Regions from separate parts of the Homo sapiens genome. Here region 1 is linked to region 2. The links are chromatin loops, found by intact Hi-C in ENCODE. Cell type or tissue: Calu3. All regions are shown on one strand. Each heading gives the region's core, and the rest is flanking DNA. Links, peaks and the distances in the headings are about the cores only.

Region 1 (8,346 bases), core at 207-8,206, 200 kb before region 2:
CGGGAGGTTGAAGCAGGAGAATTGCTTGAACCCAAGAGGCAGAGGTTGCAGGGAGCTGAGATCGTGCCACTGCACTCCAGCCTGGTGACAGATCATGACTCTGTCTCAAATAATATAAAATAAAATAAAATAACACTTGATATCTGCTTCTGTAGGATGAGACCACTCACATTTTTATCAAACAACCCAAATCAATATTCCCATAAAATAAGTGGTCAGTTAAAAAAGATATGAAGTTCACCCTTTGCTAATATATTAAGGTATAGCATCAACATTGGAATATCTGGACAATTTTAAAATTTCTCAATAAATGTTGACTTATCAAAATGTTGAACTGATGATTTAGAAATGGTAAAGAAGAGGTTATAAATACCCTCTCTTTTTGAATTTTTCAAAAAGCTTGCTAGAGAGTAAAGGACAGTTCCGGTCTGCAGGAAAACTGCTCAAGTACTATTGGTGTTGGGAATTACTCTCCTAGAAGCCAAAAAAATTAGGGTTCTAAGAGACCTTTAAAATCACTAGTTCAACCCTTGTATTAATCTGTTTTCATGCTGCTGATAAAGATATACCCAAGACTGGGCAATTTACAAAAGAAAGAGTTTATTGGACTTACAATTTCACCTGGCTGGGGAGGCCTCACAATCATGGCAGAAGGTGAAAAGCACGTCTCACATGGGGGAAGACAAGAGAAAAGAGCTTGTGCAGGCAAACTCCCTTTTTTAAAGTCATCAGATCTCATGAGGCTTATTCACCATCACAAGAACAGCACAGGAAAAACCCACCCCCATGATTCAATTAACTCCCACCAGGTTCCTCCCACAACACATGGGAATTGTGGGAGTTACAATTTAAGATGAGATTTGGGTGGGGACTGAGCCAAACCATATCATTCTGCCCCTGGCCCCTCCCAAATCTCATGTCCTCACATTTCAAAACCAACCATGCCTTCCCGACAGTTCCCCAAAGTCTTAACTCATTTCAGCATCAACTCAAAAGTTCACAGTCCAAAGTCTCATCTGAGATAAGGCAAGTCCCTTTCACCTATGAGCCTGTAAAATCAAAAGCAAGTTAGTTACTTCCTAGATACACTGGGGGTACAGGCATTGGGTAAATACAGCCATTCCAAATGGGAGGAATTAGCCAAAACATAGGAGCTACATGCCCCTTGCAAGTCTGAAATCCAGCAGGGCAGTCAAATCTTAAAGCTCCAAAATTATCTCCTTTGATTCCATGTCTCACATTTATGCAATGCTGATTCAAGAGGTGGGTTCCCATGGTCTTGAGCAGTTCCGCTCCTGTGGCTTTGCAGCATCCAGCCTCCCTCCCGGCTGCTTTCATGGGCTGGCATTGACTGTCTGCAGCTTTTCCAGGCACACAGTGCAAGCTGTCAGTGGATCTACCATTCTGGGGTCTGGAGGACGGTGGCCCTCTTCTCACAGCTCCACTAGGCAGTGCCCCAGTGGGTACTTTGTGTGGGGACTTCAACCCCACGTTTACCTTCTGCATTGCCATAGCAGAGGTTCTCCGTAAGGATCCTGCCCCTACAGCAAATTTCTGCCTGGACATCCAGGCGTTTTCATACATCCTCTGAAATCTAGGCAGAGGTTCCCCAACCTTACTTATTGATTTCTGTGCTCCAGCAGGCTCAACATCACGAAGCTGCCAAGGCTTGGGGCTTGCACCCTCTGAATACACAATCCAAGCTGTATCTTGGCCCCTTTTAGCCACAGTTGGAGTGGCTGGGATGCGGGACACTAAGTCCCTAGGCTGCACACAGCACAGGGACCCTGGGCCCAGCCCAGGAAATTATTTTTTCCTCCTAGGCCTCTGGGCCTGTGATGGCAGGGGCTGCCTAGAAGGTCTCTGACATGCCCTGAAGACATTTTCCCCATTGTCTTGGAGATTAACATTTGGCTCCTCATTACTTATGCAAATTTCTGCAGCCAGCTTGAACTTCTCGTTAGAAAACGAGTTGTTCTTTTCTATCACATCATCAAGCTGCAAAATGTCCAAACTTTTAAGCTATGTGTCCCTTTTAAAACTGAATGCTTTTAACAGCACCAAAGTCACCTCTTGAATGCTTTGCTGCATAGAAACTTTTTCTGTCAGCTACCCTAAATTATCCCCCTCAAGTTCAAAGTTCCACAAATCTTTAGGGCAGGGCCAAAATGCTGCCAATCTCTTTGCTAAAACATAGCAAGAGTCACCTTTATTCCAGTTCCCAACAAGTTCCTCATCTCCATCTGAGACCACCCAAGCCTGGATTTCATTGTCCATATCATTAGCATTTTGGTCAAAGCCATTTAACAAGTATCTAGGAAGTTCCAAACTTTCCCACATTTTCCTGTCTTCTTCTGAGCCCTCCAAATTGTTCCAATCTCTGCCCGTTATCCAGTTCCAAAGTCGCTTCCACATTTTTGGGTATCTTTACAGCAGCATCCCACTCTACTGGTACCAAATTACTGTATTAGTCTGTTCCCATGCTACTAATAAAGACACACCCAAGACTAGGAAACTTATAAAAGAAAAAGTTTTAATGGACTTCACAGTTCCACATGGCTGGGGAGGCCTCTCAATCATGACAGAAGGAAAAGGAGAAGCAAAGCCATGTTTTACATGGTAGCAGGCAAGAGAGAATGAGGGCCAAGTGGAAGGGGAAATCTCTTTTAAAACCATCAGATCTCATGAGACTTATTCACTACCATGAGAACAGCATGATTCAATTATATTCCACTGGGTCCCTCCAATAATACATGGAAATTATAGGTGCTACAATTCAAGATGAGATTTGTGTGGGGACACAGCCAAACCATATCAAAGCTATTATAATAATTTAGCCAACAGCTGGTGGACCAAGAAGGTAACAGTGGAGACAGTGAGAAGTAGTCAGAATCTGGATAAATCTTAAGGAAAATGTCCATGTGATTTATAAGGTATTAGTTGTGAAATAAGAGTGAAATAAATGAGCCAAAGCTTAAAGACTAGAAAGATGGAGCTCCCCAATAATTGAGATGGCAAAAACTGTGGGAGGAGTGGGGCTATGTGAGGCAAGGTAGACGAACAGGAGTTTCATTTTTGATGTGTTTACTTTGAGATGCCTATTATACATTCAAGTGGAGGTTTTGAGTAGGCATTGTACATGTGAATTTGGAGCTCTGTGGAGAAGTCTGGGATAAAGATATAAATTTGAAGTTGTCAACATTTCATTAACATATAAATGAAATTTAAAACTGTGATAGAGGATAAGATCAACAGGAGAGTGAGAACAGAGATCAGAGATATGAGGACTGAGCTGCTGAGAAATATGGTATCCCTTCAATGTTGACAGGTAGGATAGATGAGAAGGAGCCAGCAAAGGAAATGAACATGGAGCAACCTACTATATAGAAATAAAACCAGGAGGGGGTGGTGTTATATAACCAAGGGAATATAGTGCAACAAGGAGAAAGGAGTGATCAACTGAGCAAACGCTTCTGAGGGCTGAGAATGAATCAATGGACTTTGCACTGTGGAAGTCATTGAGAATATTAACCAGACTAACTTCAGTTTATGGTAGCAACAAAGCCTGACGAGTTAGTTGATAAGAGTATGAATTAGAAAACATGGAAATAGTAAATATGGGCAATTCTAGGACTAGATCTGAAGTAGTCACAGTTATAGTAGTCCCAAGGTAGATGCAGAAGTTTCAGGAATTCAATTTACAGATAACGTTGTCAGGTAAATTTTCAAATAAACTCTTGTTAGTATAAATATGTTGAATATAATATTCGGGGTATGTTTACATTAGAAATTATTTTTATTTATACTAAATTCACATTTAACAAGGTATCTTGTGTTTTGACTGACAACTCTAGCTATAGACAAGTTCTGGCAGGGCTGATGTAAAGTTAAAATTTCCAATACTTCCAAGTCTGCCCAGAAAATTCTGAAAATGCTCCCGGCTTCCTAGAAATTTCTGAAAATGTTATGCAGAGAACAAGATAACTAATGAAATAATGCAAAGGGCTGGAGCATGTGACTCTGAGGCACAGACAAAACTGATTAATAAATATTCTGTCTTCATCTGGGACCCTTTGAATAAATAGGTAAAGCAACTAACACAGCCTGAGGCTACTCTTTGGCAAGAAATTTAAATATACTCAGTCATTCAGGCTCAGACAACCTCCAGGAATCTACAAGTGGAAAGAAAAGGTGGTTTTTCCTATGCAAAGTCATTCACCAAAATGGAGAGTAGTGGGTTATACAGCTGGGTGGGAGAACATTTTCTTTCTATGATATATGACTAAACATAATTAAGGTTAATAAAGGAATAGGAGAACCAAGTGACTTATTTAAACATGACTTATGTAGGTAGTATGTATAATAACAGTCCATATAACAAAGTTACCTTGAACAGTTACCATGTGTTGGGCATTGTGCTAAGCTGAGAGGCATGCAACACCAAAAAGACAGGAATGTTTGATTTTATTTTAAAGATTGATAACGTGCTGAATATACTTTATAACTGAATATTGTTACATTTCAATATTGCTGAGAGTAAATTTTTACAGTTCTCATCACAAAAAAGATAAAGTTCATGCCCTCAAAGCACCCTACAAAGTGGTAAGGCAGAAGACAATAGAATAATCATAATAATTTCCACTATTTCTTTGTCCTCACCTCCTACCTTTCACCTCCTTCAGGACCCCAATACAGCCCACTGGGATGACCTGCTCCACTTCTGGATCTTTGTACTTGCTGTTCCCTTTGCCTATAACATTCACTCTTCAGATATCCAGATATCACTGTGGCTCACTGCCTCACCTACTTTAGGACTTTGTTCAAATATCACCTTATCAGAGAGGCTGTCTATGATCCTCTGATATAAAATAACATCTATCTCTTTCTATCCCTGTACTCTGCTTTATTTTTCTCCACATCACTTCACTTTCTAAAATTCTATATATTTGCTATTTAATTGGCTATTACCTGTCTCAGCCAACTAAAATGTCAACTACATAAAGCAGATATTTGGTCTGTTTTATTATTGCATTACCTGCACAAACAGTAGTGCCTAGCTCAAAGTAGGGTCTCAAATATTTGTTCAATCAATAACACTGCTGTGTTTTTCCAAGAACTGTGCTAGGCAATTTACATATGTTAGCTGATTTAATTTTATCCTCACTACAATCCTATAAAGTAGGCAGCATTCATCTCATTTTCTAGATAAGGAAACAAACCCAGGATTTAACTGAATATGGTAGACAGAATAATGCTACCTTCCCAAAGATATCCATCTGCATTTTAACCTCTGGTACCTGTGAATATGATATGTTACGTCGCAAAGGGCTATTAAGGATTACAGAGGGAATTAAGGTTGCCAGTCCTGGATTATATAAACGGGCCTAATGTAATCACAAGCTAAATGTTCATCAATGGATGAATGGATAAAAAAAGTGATACATGTACACAATAGAATACTATTCAACTTAACAAAGAAGGAAATCCTGTCTTTTGTGACAACATAGATGAACCTGGAGGACATAATACTGAGTGAAATAAGCCGGGTACAGAAAGACAAATACTGCATAATCTCACTTACATGTGGAATCTAAAAAAGTCAAACAATGCAGAGAGTAGAATGGTAGTTATCATGGATTTGGGGCAGTGGGGCAGGGAAGAAATGGCTAGAGTTAATCAGAGAGTACAAAGTTTCAGTTAGGAGGAATACATTCTGGTGCTCTATTGTACAGTATGGTGACTACAGTCAACAATACTGTACTGTGTACTTGAAAATTTCTAAAAGAGTGATTTTTCAATGTTCTCACCACAAAAAAATGATCAGCATGTGAGGCAATGATATATTAATTAGCTTGATTTATCATTCCACAATGTATGTATATAAACATCACATTGTACCCCACAAGTATATGCAATAATAATCAATTGTTTTCAAAAGTGGAAGAGGGAGGCAGAGAAAAAGTTCAGAGTGATACAATGTGAGAAAAGAAAGGAGAGTCCAAGCCAAGAAAAATGGACAGTCTCTAAGAGCTGAAAAAGGAAAGGGAACATATACTTCCACAGAGCATACAAAAAGGAATGCAGCCCTCCTGACACCTTGATTTTAGCCCAGCAAGACTCGTGTCAGACTTGTGACCTCCAGAACTGTAAGATTATAAATTAGTGTTATTTTTAAGTCAGTAAATTTGTAGCAATGTGTTACTGTAGCAGTAAAAAAAAAAAAAAAAAATACACTGAGTTATATATGATCAGCCAGTTTGTGATAGAGACATATTTTAAACACAGCTCTATCTGATTCTTATACATTCTGCACTGTCTGGGACAGGCACAAAATGCTATGGGAGGTCACGGTAAAGAGAGATCACTTATAACTGGGAAATGAGAAAAGACTTCATGACAAAATTAGCATTTGGAGTGGGCCTTGAGGAATTTATACAGCTTCAAATAGTGAATGTATCAAAACAGCCTAATGTTGTCCTTCAATCAAAAAATGAATACAAAAACTGTGGTATATTCACACAATTGAATACTACTCAGAAATAATCAACTGCTGTATGTACAATAACAAAGATACATCTCAGGCATTTTACTGAAAGAAATCAAACAAAGAATAGTACACACAATATGGTTGCAATTTTATGAAGTATAAGAACAGGCAAAATCTTTATTGTTAGAAGCCCAAAAGTGGTTGCTGGGAGGGAGGAAAACCAATTGGAAAAGGGCACAAGTGAAATTCCTGCAGGGATAAAATGGTCTTATTTTGTGTGGTGGTTATATGGGTGTAAATAATTTTTAAAATTTGTCAAACTGAACACTTAAAATGTTTTCATGTTACTCTGTTAATTATACCTCAAAAAATGTTGACTGTGGCCACAGAGGGTATCTGTCAAAGAGAAAGTATAAGCAAGTGTAGAGAAACAAGAGGCATGGGCCAAATGCAGAAAAAAAACATAGTGCAGTTGGCTTAGAGAAGTCCTCAAGCCCAGCTACACATTAGAATCACCTGAAAAGTGTTTGAAACTACAGGTGCCAATCCCAACCCAGAGACTCCAATTTATTTGGTTTGTGGTGAACCCCAAATATCAATATTTTATAAGATCTCAGTTGGCTCTTATATAAATTCAGGTTTGAAAACCAGGAACTGAGAGTATAAACAATGTAAAATAGACAAATTGTGAATGTCCTGGAACACATAAGGAGTTTTAGTTTGTTTGGATTGGAATGCAAATACATGAAAGGATTTTAAACAGGAGGGGTGAAATAATCAGAGATAAGCTTTAAGAAGGTTCTTCTCACACCTGTGTCCCTGGGCAAGTACACCTAGAGGTGGAGAGGCAAACTAGGAGACTGGCCCAAAGGAAATCAAAAGGAGGAGAGACTTTTTTGGATAAAGAAGGGGAAGTTGAAGAGGAGAGGTTTGTTTAGTTTTGACTTGTTTGTGTTTGTGGTATCTGTGGTATATGTAGGTAGAAATGTCTACTAGATAATGGAATACATGGAGCTAGAGCTCAAAAGAGAGGTCTAGGATAGAGACATACAGGTTATAATCACTTAGATCAGTGACATTAATTAATAACTGTGAAAGTGTAAGAAGAGAAAAGGACCAAAGACAAAGCCCTCAGGAATGCCCACAGGAATGCCCACATCAAAGGTCTCAGTAGACAGCATCAAATAAAAAGCAAATGCAGCAGTGAAATTGATAACTGGATAAGCCTGTTGAATTTGAAATTAGTAAATCATTGACAAAGCTGCTTCATTAGAATGGGTAGAGTAGAATTAAGATTAGAAGAAGCTGAGGAATAAATAGACTACTAGGAAGTAGAACAAATATTAAACCAAAACCTCAGTTTCCTCATCTGTAAAATGGGACAAAAACACTCCACTCCACAGGAGGTGTTGGTGAGGCTGAAATGAAGCAATGTTTAAAGCACTTAGCTCAGCATCAGGAGCTCTTATCAGAAATGATTGTTGTTATTGGCATTATTGTATAAGAAGATGGGTGGCAGCTTCAGGGACTAGTAATGCCTTATCAGCGTTTTGTTTTGCTTCATTTGATGTTGTTTTAGGATGAGCAATCATTGATTAGAACTATACATAAAGAAGAAGACACCAATACAGATGAAGAAATTGAACATTCCAGAGAGAGAGGAGCATGATCCTAAAGGAAGTAAGAGTGAATAAGGGTAAAGATAGAGGAACTAACTTTGGAAAGAAAGGGGCTCATTTTTCTTTTGAGTTGGGTGGGAAAGAGGAGATTTAAAGACCTAAAATAGTTGTTAATAGAGGAAATGTAAAGAAGCAATGGGATCATGAAAGAGATATACTGAAAAATTTTACATCAGATTG
Region 2 (8,346 bases), core at 298-8,297:
TTCACAACCTTACCAACACTTGCTGCTTTCTGGTTTTTTTTTTTAATACTAACTACCTTAACAGATGTGAGATAATATCTCATTGTAGCTTTGATTTACATTTCACTGATAATTAATGATGTTGAGTATCTTTTCATGTACTTGTTGACCATTTATATCTCATCTTTGGAAAAATATCTACTCAAGTTCTTTGCCCATTTTTAATAAGGTTATTTTGTTGCTGTTGTTGAGCTATGAGAATTCTTTTTATACTTTCATTATTAACGCCTAATACAATACACAGTTGGCAAACATTTACTTCCATTCTGTAGGTTGTCTTTTTACTTGTTTCTTTTTCTGCATAGAAGTTTTTAAGTGAGAGTTATTTCTATTTGTCTATTTTTGTTTTTGTTATTCTGCTTTTGTTGTCACATTGAAGTCATTGCCCATTCCAATGTCTTAAATCTTTTCCTAAATTTTTTTTTTCTAGTCTTACAGTTTCAGGTCTTATACTTAGGTCTTTAATCGATTTTGAGTTCATTTTTTATATAATGTAAGAAGAGGGTCAAATTTTATTCTTTTGAATGTGGATATAGCTTTCCCAATGCTATTTGTTGAAGAGACTATCCTTTCCCCATTGGGTATTGGCATTCCTGTTGAAGATCAGTTGCCCATATATGTGTGAGTTTATTTCTGGTCTTTCTATGCTGTAGCATGAATTTTTATGTCTGTCTTTAGGCCAGTAACACACTCTTGATTAGTGTAACTTTGTAATATGTTTTGAAATAAGGAAGTGTGTAATCTCAGCTCTGGCTTTGTTCTTTTTTCCCAAGATTGCTTTGGTTATTTTAAGTCATCTGAGAATGCATACGAATTTTAGGATGACTTTTTATCTATTTCTGCAAAAGGAAATGCCATCGTGATTTTACAAGTATTGCATTGAATCTGTAGATTGCTATAGGTAAGATGGACATTTTAACAATATTAAGTTATCTAATCCATGAATACAGGATGTATTTTTATTTATTTGTGCCTTCTGTAAATTCTTTCAGCAATGTTTTGTAGTTTTTGGTGTATAAGTCTTTTGCTTCTTAGTTAAGTTTATTTCTACATACAGGTGTTTTTTTGATGCTATTGTAGGTGAAATTATTTTCTGAATTTTCTATTTGGATTGCTTATTGTTACTATAGAGAAACATAATTAATTTTTCAATGTTGATTTTGTTCCTGCAACTTTGCTGAATTTGTTTATTAGTTCTAACAGAGTATTTTGTGGAATATTTAAGGTTTCTACATATAAGAGTGTATCATATGCAAAACAGATAATCTTATTTCTGTCATTTAAATTTTTATGCCTTTTATGTCTATTTGCTGCGTAATTACTCTGGCTATGGCTTCTAGTATGATGATGAATGGAATGGTAAGAGAAGGCATCATTGCCTTTTTCCTCAACTTGGAGAAAAAGCTTTCAGTTTTTCACCACTGAGTATGATGTTAACTGTGGACTTTTTGCATATGATCATTATTATGTTTAGGTAATTTTCTTCTATTCCTAGCTGGTTCTGTTTTTTAAAATCATGAAAGAGTGTTGAATTTTGTTGAATGCTTTCTCGGCATCAATTAAGATGATCATTTTTTTTTAATCTCATGAATGTGGTCAGTACTTTGATTGATTTTCTTATGTTAAAACATCCATGCCTCCCATCCAAGTACTAACCAGTAACCATCATTCTCAGCAAACTATCACAAGGACCAAAAACCAAACACCACATGTTCTCACTCATAGCTGGGAGCAGAACAATGAGAACACATGGACACAGGGTGGAGAATATCACACACCGAGGCCTGTAGGGGGGTGGGGGGCTAGGAGAGGCATAGCATTAGGAGAAATGCATAATGTAAATGACGAGTTGATGGGTGCAGCAAACAAACATGGCACATGTATACCTATGTAACAAACCTCCACGTTGTGTTGCACATGTATCCTAGAACTTAAAGTATAATAATCATAATAATAAATCCATGTATTCCAGAGGTAAATCCCATTCAATCGCAGTATGTAATCTTTAAAATTTCTGTTGAATTCAATTTGCTAACATTTTGAGGAGATTTTTGGTATCAGAAATATTGGTCAGAAATTTTCTTTTTTTTTAGCATTTTTCAATTGTATTCATTTATTTATAATTGGCAAATAATAATTATGTATATTTATGTAGTACAATATGACGTTTTGATCTGTGTACACATTATAGAACGATTCAAAGTAATCTTTCCATCTCACTAATTTTTCACTTTTTTGTGGCAAGAACATTAAAATTCTATTCTAGACATTTTATAGATTTAGGATTATGAGGGGTTTTTGGTTAGACTGATGAATTATAGAGTGGTGAAGTCAGATTTTAGTGCACCTGTCATTACCTTAGTATTATACATTGTACCCAATAAGTAGTTTTTCATCCCTCACCCTCCTCCCATCCTCCCAACTTCTGATTATCCAGTCTCCATTATATCACTCTGTATGATTTTCCATACCCATAACTTAGCTCCCATTTTCAAGTGAGAACATGCAGAATTTGATTTTCCATTTCTGAGTTACTTCACTTAGAATAAAGGCCTCCAGTTCTATCCAAATTGCTGCAAAAGACACTGTTTCACTCTTTTTTTCTGGCTGAGTAATACTTCATGGTGTATATACATTTTCTTTATTCACTTATCAGTTGATGGGCACTGAGGTTGATTCTATATCTTTGCAATTGTAAATTGTACTGTGATAAACATATAAATGCTGGTGTCTTTGTGATATGACTTCTTTTTCTTTGGGCATATATGAAGTAGTGGGATTGCTTGTTTGAATGTAGATCTACTTTTTGTTCTTTGAGAAGTCTCCATATTGTTTTCCCTAGAGGTGGTACTAATTTACATTCCCACGAACAGTGTATAAGTATTTTGTTTTCGCTACATTCATGCCAACATCTATTGTTTTTTGACTTTTTAATAATGGCCATTCTGGTTGGGGTAAGGTGGTATCTCATTGTAGTTTCAATTTGCATTTCTCTGATGATTAGTGATGTTAATCATTTTTTTCATATGTCATTTGGCCATTTGTACATCTTCTTTTGAGAAAAGTCTACTCATGCTTTTTGCCCACTTTTTAATGACATTATTTTGTTTTGTTTTTTTTTTCCTTGCTGATTTGTTTGAGCTCCTTGCAGGTTCAGGATACTAGTATTCTGTCAGATGTATAATTTGCAAATATTTTGTCCCACTCTGTGGGTTGTCTGTTTACTCTAATGATCTTTTATATTGATGTGCAGAAGCTTTTTAGTTTAATTAGGTCCAATTTACTTGTATTTGTTTTTGTTGCATTTGCTTTTGGGGTCTTCATCATAAATTCTTTGCATAGGGCAATGTTCAGAAGAGTGTTTCCTAGGTTTTCTTCTGGATTTTTTTTTTTGTTTCAGGTCTTACATTTAACTCTTTGATCCATCTTGAGTTAATTTTCATATATGGTGAGTTGAGGGATTCAGTTTCATTCTTCTACATGTGGTTATCCAATTTTCCTAGCACCGTTTATTGAGTAGGGTGTCCTTTCCCTAATTTATATTTTTGTATGCTTTGTGAAATATCATTTGGTTGTAAGTATTTGGCTTTATTCCTGGGTTCTCTGTCCTTTTCCATGGGTCTATGGATTTACTTTTACAGCAGAACCATGCTGTTTTGGTTACTATACTCTTGTAGTATAATTTGAACTTGGGTAATATGATGCCTCCAGATTGATTCTTTTTGCTTAAGATCGCTTTGGCTATTCAGGCTCTTTTTTGCTTACATATAAATTTTAGATTTTTTTTTCTAATTCTGTGTAAAATGAGTAAAATGATGTTGGTATTTTGATGGGAATTGCATTGAATCTGTAGATTGCTTGGTGCAATATGGTCATTTTCATCATATTGATTCTTCCAATTCATGAGCATGGGATGTATTTCCAACTGTTTGTGTAATCTATTATTTTTTTCAACATTGTTTTGTAGTTGTCCTTGTGGAGATCTTTCACCACCATGGTCAAGTGTATTCCTAGGTATTTTATTTTTTTGTAGCTATTGAGAAAAGGATTGAGTGGTTTTTTTTTTTTTTTTTGAGACGGAGTCTCCCTCTGCCGCACAGGCTGGAGTGCAATGGCGTGATCTTGACTCACTGCAACCTCTGCCTCCCGGGTTCAAGCAATTCTCCTGCCTCAGCCTCCTGAGTAGCTGGGACTACAGGCACCCACCACCACGCCTGGCTAATTTTTTGTATTTTTAGTAGAGACAGGCTTTCACCGTGTTAGCCAGGATGGTCTTGATCTCCTGACCTCTTGATCCATCCGCCTTGGCCTCCCAAAGTACTGAGATTATAGGTGTGAGCCAACGCACCTGGCTGAGTTGTTGATTTGATTTGCAGTTTTGTTGGTGGTTGTATGTAGCAGTGTTACTGATTTGTTTACATTGACTTTGTAACCTAAGACTTACTGAATTCATTCATGCATATATTGGTATGCTTGATGGTGTGACCTGTAAGACCCTTAGGCTTTTTCTATTTGTATTCATTCTTTTTTTTTCTGTTCTGACTAGATAATCAAAATTGACTGATCCTCAAGTTTACTGATTCTTTCTTATGCTTGATCAAGTCTGATGTTGAGCCTTTATAGTAAATTTTTTAATCCAGTTATTGCATTCTTCAGCTTCAGAATTTCTATGATTCTTTTTTATAGTTTACGTCTTTTGATATTCTCATTTTGTACATTCATTGTTTTCCCAATTTTCTTTTATTGTCTACCTGTGTTATCATATAGATCATTGAACTACTTTAAGACAATTATTTTGAATATTTTCAGGTAATCCATAGTTCTCCATTGGGGGGGGATATCTAGTGATTTATTGTTTCCTTTCCCTGAGGCATACTTCCATTTTTAATGTGCCTTATAATTTTTTCCTGAATTTTGTGCATTTGTTAAAAAATCATCTTTTGGTATCTACAGACTGGCTTAATACAGGAGAATATCTTCACCAATCACCTGGCTAGAGATTCTGAGTGCCTATGAAACCTTTTGGAGGGATACAATTTTTCTGGGTTTTTGCGTGTAATTTCCCAATTAGAGAGGCTTCCTGATTTCTTTTTTCACTGTTTATAAATCTCTAGCTCCCTCTGGTGTCTGTATCTAACACTACAGTTACTGCGACACTACTTTCCTTTGTTCTAAGTGGAACCCAGACATCCAAGGTATGCAAGTTCCACATCTGTGCCCCAAATATAGTGAGACAGATACCAGTCCTTTAGGCTTCTCTCAAAAAAGCTGGAACTCGGGATGCATGCTTCACTCTTCTCTCTCCTTGTGGGGAATGCCATGGCTAAGAAACATTTTTATAATTGTGCCAAGCTCTGACAGCCTCTGTCTACAGTATTGCAGAACCTCTGGTGCTAGAGAGAATTACTTCCATGCTCCCTTTCTGTTAATGACTCCTAGCCATCCAAATCATGACATTTCCATTAGCACTCCAAGTCATGCAAGAAAAAAAAGTATATTGGGTAGTCCCACAAAAGTCAGAATATTGAATGCATGTTCCACTTTTCTCACGACGTCTGCCTCCAGAGGAAAAGAAAGTCAGGAGTTAAGTTGAGGTATGTCACCTTGGGGAGAAACAATTATGGTAAAGCAAAATGATTCTTGTTACCTGTCTCAACATTTCTAGGCTTTGTGTTAACCTGGGATACAGTTATTGTATATATTGTTGTTAAGTCAGTATCTCTAAAGGAATGATGACTGGGACTTTCCATTCTGGCATCTAGCTGATGTCTCCATCATCATGTTAGCATCTACTGTTAGACTATATTAAAAGTATAATTATGAGAGTAAAGCAAGATGGCAGAATAGAAGCCTATATCATTCGTACCTTCCACTGTAAAACTAAATTTTTACAACTATCAACACACAAGAAAGCACTGTCACAGGAATCAAAAATTAAGTGAGCAATCACAGTACCTGGTTTTAACTTTATATTACTAAAAGAGACATTGAGGAGGGCAGGAGAGATGGTTGAATTGCCAATGGCATTGCAATCCCTTAGAAGTGGCCATGTGGCAGGAAGAGAGAATCTATGCGCTTTGGGGAGGGAGAGTGCAGCAACTGGGGGATTTTACATAGGACTCAGTGCTGCCCAGTCACAGTGAAGAATAAAGCCATGCCAGACTCAGCCAGGGCCCATGCATGAAGGGAACATTTGGACCAGACCTAGCCAGTGGGGAATAGCCCATGCTTGTGGCCAGAACTTAAGTTTCTTGGCAAGCCTTGCCACTACAGGCTGAAGTGCTCTGTGGCCCTAGTTAAACTTGAAAGATAGTCTAGGACACAAGGACTGCAATATGTAAGCAACTCCTAGTGCTAAGCTAGGCCTAGAGCCAATGAACTAGAGTGGCCCATGATCTAGGGACATACCAGCTGGTATGGATAAGGGATTGTTTGAGCCATTCTTCCCCCCAAACCAGGCAGTAAAGCACACAGCAATGAAAGTGACTCCATCCTTCTGATTAGGGAGAGGGGAGTGAAGAGTAAAGAGGACTTTGTCTTGCATGTTAAATACCAGCTCAGCCACAATAGGATAAGTCACCAAGCAGAGTTTTGAGGACACATTCCAGGCCCTAGATCACAGACATTTCTAGACAAATCCTGGGCCAAAAGGGAACTTACTCCCCTAAAGAAAAGGACACAGTCCTGGCAGGATTTATTACCTGATGACCAAGGAGCCCTTGGGACTTGTACAACCAGTAGCAAAACCCAGGGTATATGACATGGGCCTTGGGCTTTAGATGTGCTGGCTTCAGGTGTTACCATCCACATTCCCAAATCTGGTGGTGACAGTGAAAGACTTCTGTTTGAGAAAAATAAGGAAAAGTAAAGGGGACTTTGTCTTATACCTTAGGTACCAGCTGAGCCACAGTGGGGAAGAACAGCAAGCAGGATCCTGGGGTACTCAAGTCCAGGGATAGGCACTTGGGCAGCATTTCTGGACATGACCTGGGCTATGCAGGAGCTCATTTGCTTACAGGTTGAGTCCAAGGACTGGCAGCACTCACCACAAGCTGACAGAAGGGCTTTGGGGATTTTAGTGAATACCAGTGGAGGCCTGGCACAACAATCTGTGGATGAGTGATGGTGGTGGCCACAGAAAGAGGCTACTATGCCTTTGGAAAGGGGAGAAAAGAGTAGGAAGGACTTTGTATTGTGGTTTCAGTGCCAGCTTAACTGTAGTAGAATAGAACATAGAGTAAATTTCTAAGGTTTTTCTACTACAATTTCTGGCTCCCAGACAGCATCTCTGGCCATGACTGTGGGCTGGGGAAACTCACCACCATGAAAGGAAGGGCCTTGTGCAAGAAACAGTGTTGTTCTAGCTTCAGGTCTGGCCCAGCAAAGTCCCAGCTGATGGCCACAGGTATCTTGCATCACTATACCTCCAGTTCCAGATGGTTCAGCACAGAGGGGAAGACTGTTTCCTTGGGAGAAAGTAAGAAAAAAGAATAAGAATCACTGCCTGGTAATCCAGAGAATTCTTCTGAATCTTATACAAGACCACCAAAGTGGTACCTCTACGAGTCTGCAAAAACCACAGTGTTATTGGACACGGATCCCTAGTGTCTTTGATTGCCTGGAAAGTCTTCACAAGAAGAACAGGCACAAACTAGCCCAAATGTTGAAGACTACAATAAATACCTAACTCTTCAATACCCAGACACTGATGAACATCTACAAGCATCAACACCATCCAAGAAAACATGACCTCACCAAATGAACAAATAAGGCACCGAGGACCAATTCTGGAGAAATAGAAATGTATGACCTATCAGTAAAAGAATACAAAATAGCTATTTTGAGGAAACTCAGAGAAATTCAAGATAACACAGAGAGGCAATTCAGAATTCTACCAGTTAAATTTACAAAGAGATCAAAATAATTAAAAATAATCAGGTAGAAAATATAGAGTTAAAAATGGAATTGACACATTGAAGAAGGCTATTTGAAAACACATAGTAAGAGGAGGTGAAAAAGAATACAAAGAATGAAGCATGCCTACAAAGTCAAGAAAATACCCTCAATATGGCAAATCTAAGAGTTATTGGCCTTAAAGAGGAGGCAGAGAAAGAGAGGAGTAGAAAGTATACACAGAGGAATAATATCGGAGAATTTTGCAAACTTAGAGGAAAATATCAATATCCAAGTATAAGAAAGTTATGGAACACTGAGCAGTTTTAACCCAAAGAAGAGTACCTTAAGGCATTTAATAATAAAATTCACAAAGGTCAAGGATTAAAAAAGGATCTTCAGCAAGAGAAAAGG

What was found. A loop is a pair of places that touch in the nucleus more often than their neighbours do. Peaks named below come from ENCODE experiments on the same cell type or tissue, not always from the same donor. Only the 100,000 strongest peaks of a DNase experiment are listed, where the experiment ranks them.
Region 1: it touches region 2 in a loop (9-fold over the local background); 4 of 110 quality-filtered maps call a loop at or near these places.

Annotation. Positions count from the first base shown.
Region 1 is chrX:116,404,541-116,412,886 of GRCh38, reverse strand. No RefSeq gene overlaps it. Among named protein-coding and RNA genes, the nearest start is that of SLC6A14, 28 kb to the left of the region's middle. In Calu3, for the core only: no CTCF peak of the experiment used is centred there; no DNase peak of the experiment used is centred there.
Region 2 is chrX:116,201,962-116,210,307 of GRCh38, reverse strand. No RefSeq gene overlaps it. Among named protein-coding and RNA genes, the nearest start is that of AGTR2, 35 kb to the right of the region's middle. In Calu3, for the core only: a CTCF peak has its summit at 5,177 (motif pointing left); no DNase peak of the experiment used is centred there.